Regions from separate parts of the Homo sapiens genome. Here region 1 is linked to region 2. A link is an interaction called in ENCODE POLR2A ChIA-PET data of the cell type or tissue named here. Cell type or tissue: A673. All regions are shown on one strand.

Region 1 (2,500 bases), 320 kb after region 2:
TATAATGTGTCAGGCAGGGACGAGTGCTTTGGAAAATAATAAAGCAGAAGCCGGGTGTGGTGGCTCATGCCTGTAATTGCAGGCTCCCACCAAGGTGGGAGGATCACTTGAGGCCAGGAGTTCAAGACCAGCCTAGGCAACATAATGAGACCCTGTCTCTACTAAAAATTTTTAGAAGTTAGCCAGGCATAGTGGTGCACGTCTGTAGTCCCAGCTACTCAGGAGGCTGAGGCAGGAGGATCACTTAAGGCCAGGAGGTCAAGGTTGCAGTGAGCTAGGATTGTGCCACAACACTCTAGCATGGGCAATTTCAGGGGTCCCTGAAGTCCCCTCCTTTTCCAGAATACCTAATGATTATTCCACCCCCTAATTAAAGAAACACCAAATAAAATTAGAAACCCAAACTCTGTTTGCGTGACTCGTTCTCACGAGCATGCACCCACTTCTCTCTTAAGTGCAGACTTTTGCTTTCCAATAAAAGCTTCTTGCATTTCACTTCATTCTGACTCACCTGTGAATTCTTTCTTGTGATGATGTCAAGAATCTGGGGACCGGCTGTGGCTGGGGTCTCGTTGGCATCCAGAAACCCTCCTGAGCCCTCTTGTGACACCAGGATTTGCCGACAGAGCAAATGTGAGGAGAGGCATCAGAATTTCTCTAAGACTTCTGAGCTGAGCAACCATCTAGAAGGTTGGAGCTGCTTTATTTGGTGGGGAATGTTAGGGAAACCAGCCCCACACCACCCAGTGGGTACCCTGAGTCTGGTGGAGACATAGGAGTTAGAAAGAGACAGAATAAGCATTTAAAAGGCGGGTTCAGGGGACCAGAATATCGGAGGCTTGCTCACGGCCCAGAGCTCTTGAGCTCTGCCAAATTTACTGGTTTACAAGCTCTTTGTTCTTAGGGCAGATGGGAGGGGGAGGAAGGGATGAGGAAAAGGATTAATCAGTGAAGGAGAACTCGTGAGTCATTCCATAAGATGTGTAGCAGTGGCGGTTTCTGTGAATTTCCTTGAGCAAAGGCGTGTGTCTAAACTACTTAAGATCTTTAGCTTATCAGGACTGAAATGGGTGGGAGCGGGTTTAAGGAGGAGCCAAGATGTTTGATTATACTCCACTGCTTCAAGGGAGTGTTGTCTCCCTGAGCAACCTGTGGAATGCTGCTGAGTGGTTATGCTCTTGGGGCATAAAGACATGAAAGCAATAAGGAGACTTTTCTCCCCAGAGGCTGCCCATGGCTTCCCATGGGTGTCTCACACAGGGGAGACCAACTCAACTGGCACCCCAGAAACACTTTCCCACATGTTCCCCTTTTTTGCCTCTATTGATTTTTTTTTATTAATAACTGCCATTGCTATTATGGCTCATTCATGGTGTCTGGTTTCTCTCCCAAGGCACCATCTGCATCTGTAGACTAAAAACAAGCAACATAAACAGACACAAACCAAAATAAAATTTGCAATTGTTGATCCACCTATGGTTTCAATCCACTTTAAAGGATTGGTATTAGAAAGGCCATCAGAGGCTCCAGCAAGAATATCAGCTCCAGGCAATAGGGTGAGATGAGCCTGAGATGCCTCAAAAACTTGTTTTTTCAGTTTAGCAATATCTAATGTTAAATTATCTTTTTTTCCTTGTAGGTGACGTCTAATCGTCTCTCACTGGTGTTCAATGGCATTATAAGAGCTAGGAGTAAAACAAAAATCGGAAGTATTCCAGTCACATTGTTTTTGAATTCTATGCTCCAAGCTCATAATCCAATCTCCCATCCAAATTACTGTTTGACAGAGATCATTAATTTGATTTGCCAATTTTTGACCTATTTGGCTTTGGGAATTCCAAAGCTTAGAAGAATTTTTCTGCCAACTATCCACAAAGCCCGCTGTTTGAATAGAAGAGTGCAAAGCAACACCAGCAGCAGCAGCAGTAGCTGTGACAGCTATAAGGCCCATGATCACAGCTATTAAAGTAAATATGAATCTCTTTGATCTATTAAGTATTCCTTTTAGTACTTCCGTGATAATATGTATGGAGGGAGAGGCCTCCCAAGGTCTATTGAGGGAAACAGTTATTCAAACTCCTTGGGCCCTAACCGGTAAAATGCTATTATCTTTATTAAAGGTAGAATTAATGCAGGTAAAAAGATGACAGTTGAGGCATGATATGGTTTGAGAGTCAGTTAGGATATTAATTTTTCCCACTGCCAACATAAAAGGAGGTTTAACAAAACTCTGCAATGGGAATGTCTGATTAGAGGTCATGGCTACGACAAATCAAAGTTTTTTTTACTAAGGGTCTTTGTTTTATATTCTCCTTTCCAAATCCGAATTGGGGTTTGAGCCATCATTAATTTCCACAATTCTAGATGTTCTGGACTTATAATTGGATCAATCATTTTTGGGCTTGAAAGAGCCATACCGTTCTCCTCCCACTTAATAGGTTAATTTGTTTTAATTCTTCTATATAATTTTGGTGCATTATCTGGGTAGTTGTTTGCAAAA
Region 2 (2,500 bases):
GGCCATACAGCACAGACAGAGCTGGGACTAGAACCCTTGTCTCCTTTGTCTTTTTTCTTTTTATTTAGAGATGAGGTCTTGCTCCGTTGCCCAGGCCGGAGTACAGTGGCACAGTCATAGCTCACTGCATCTTCAAACTCTTGGGTTCAAGTGATCCTCCTGCCTCAGCCTCCCGAGTAGCTATGGGACTACATACATAGCCACCACTCACAGCTAATTTTTTTTTTTTTTTTTTTTTTAAGAGATGGGGTCTCACTATGTTTTCCAGGCTGGTCTTGAATTTCTGAGCTCCAGTAGTCCTCTCTCCTCAGCTTCCCAAAGTGCTAGAATTATAGGCATGAACCACCACATCCGGCCAGAACCCTTGTCTCTTGAGCCCTGTCCTGTTCACTTATTTTATTTTTAATTTTTAAAATTTTTTGTAGGCACAGTCTCTCTCTATGTTGTCCAGATTGGTCTTGAGCTCCTGGGCTCAAGTGATTCTTCTGCCTCGGCCTCCCAAAGTGCTGAGATTACAGGTGTGAGCCACACCACCTGGTGCTGTTCACTTTTTTTTTTTTTTTTTTTTTTTTTTTGAGATGGAGTCTCACTCTGTCCCCAAGGCTGGAGTGCAGTGGTCTCCGCCTGCATTGCAGCCTCCGCCTCCCGGGTTCCAGCGATTCTCCTGCCTCGGCGTCCCAGGTAGCTGGGATTACAGACATGCACCACCACGCCCAGCTAATTTTTGTATTTTTAGTAGAGACGGGGTTTCACCATGTTGGCCAGGCTGGTCTGGAACTCCTGACCTCAGGTGATCCTCCTGCCTTGGCCTCCTAAAGTGCTGGGATTGCAGGCGTGAGCCACCGCGCCCGGCCCACTTCTTTATCATTGGTAGATTCTGAGCAGATGCTGTGAGCAGGAACCCTTTAGATTGAATAAATGAATAGATATCCTGAGATAATTTTCCACAGCAAATAAGGGAACTGTTTAGTTTTTTAGAGTCTAAATCTGAGGTTGGCAAACTATGGCCTGTGGCCAGCCACCTGTTTCTTTAAATAAACTTTTATTGGAACACAAGCACGTCCATTTGTTTGCATGTCTCCGGCTGCTTTTCTGGTTACAGTGGCAGAGTTGGGTAGTTGCAACAAAGTATTTACTCTCTGGCCCTTTAGAGGAAAAGCTGGCCTCCCTGTCTTAGGCCATAATAAGAGGCTTTAGCCTCCAAAATGAAATGGAACAGCAGGAGAGTTGGAAGGCTAACTTGCTTTGGTGTCTTTTTATTTAACCAGCTGATAAAGAAATTTCGGGATGAAGAGCTTGAGCACCATGACATAGGCCTCGACCATGATGCAGAATTGGTAGGGCCCTACTGTTACCTGTTCTGCTTTGGGACTCCTTATTTGGGAGGCTGAAGGGGCAGGAGGTTTCTGTTGCCAGAAAAATACATTTTAAAGTGACAGCGAAAGGGAGAGAAAACCAATGACGTTGCTTTGACAAAAAGCAAGCAAACGCATTATTGCTCCAGATTGGGAATCTCCTTTCTTGCTTTATGCCTTCTCCTTTTCCCCAGAAGCTTTTTTTTTTTTTTCCCAGACACAGTCTCACTCTGTCTCCCATGCTGGAGTGCAGTGGTGCAGTCTTAGCTCACTGCAGCCTCCTCCTTCCAGGTTCAAGCAATTCTGCCTCAGCCTCCCAAGTAGCTGGGATGACAGGTGCATGCCACCATGCCTGGCTAATTTTTGTATTTTTTATTTTTAGTGGAGACCGAGTTTTCACTGTGTTGGCCAGGCTGGTCTCGAACTCCTGACCTCAGGTGAGCTGCCTGCCTTGGTCTCCCAGGAGCTTCATTTCCTTTCCTGTGAGAATCTGGATGACTCCAATGCTTTGGCAGTAGTAGCAGAGGCATTCCGACCTTTTGAATAGCTTTCTTTGAAACTAAAATAAATTGTTCCTTAGATCTATTTCTTATCCAGAGAAATCCAAAGCCTGCCCTGCCAGCCCTGAATCTTACAACCGAAAATGAGCACATAACATGTTTCTTTGTTTGCTTATTGTTTTTAACAGGCTCCAGCCTATGCCGTCCTGAAGAGCATTATCCAGGCCGGATGCAGAGTGGCGATATATTTATCAGAAAGATTATAAAGTGTGTCCAGTTTTGCCTGTCTATAAAAGATGATAGTAATTTACCAAGTGACATTTGCAGAGAAACAGGTGTACAGTTATCGTTGTACTTTTGTACAATGTGAATTTTGTTAATAAATTATAAGGTTTGTTTTTTTTTTTTTAAACTCTGCAGTGTTGATTTTTCTCTGGGTTGTTTTTTCTGCCATGAGACCAACAGGTCACCAGCCTTGTTCAAGTTACAGCAAACGAAGCTGGGCCTTGTTTGGTCTCATACTTAATTTTCTTTTATATACATGTTTTTCTTTTACATGCATATATATATATTTTATTTTATTTTATGTTTTTTGGAGACAGGGCCTCGCTCTTTTGTCCAGGCCGGGTCACAACTCACTGCAGC

Evidence for each region. Peaks named below come from ENCODE experiments on the same cell type or tissue, not always from the same donor. Only the 100,000 strongest peaks of a DNase experiment are listed, where the experiment ranks them.
Region 1: POLR2A ChIA-PET joins it to region 2 with 8 read pairs; 2 of 35 experiments call an interaction of 5 or more read pairs at or near these places.

What each region holds. Positions count from the first base shown.
Region 1 is chr16:19,392,865-19,395,364 of GRCh38, forward strand. LOC105371114 (a long non-coding RNA gene) reads right to left here and starts at 868. Exons shown (of 3, transcript NR_188657.1): 1 at 512-868. RefSeq lists an enhancer at 366-1,565. In A673, no CTCF peak of the experiment used is centred here; a DNase peak (open chromatin) is centred at 977; H3K4me3 peaks cover 305 bases; H3K27ac peaks cover 473 bases.
Region 2 is chr16:19,076,038-19,078,537 of GRCh38, forward strand. It overlaps COQ7 (coenzyme Q7, hydroxylase), which reads left to right. Exons shown (of 6, transcript NM_016138.5): 5 at 1,269-1,337; 6 at 2,044-2,500. The coding sequence ends at 2,121. Among named protein-coding and RNA genes, the nearest start is that of COQ7-DT, 9.6 kb to the left of the region's middle. In A673, no CTCF peak of the experiment used is centred here; no DNase peak of the experiment used is centred here.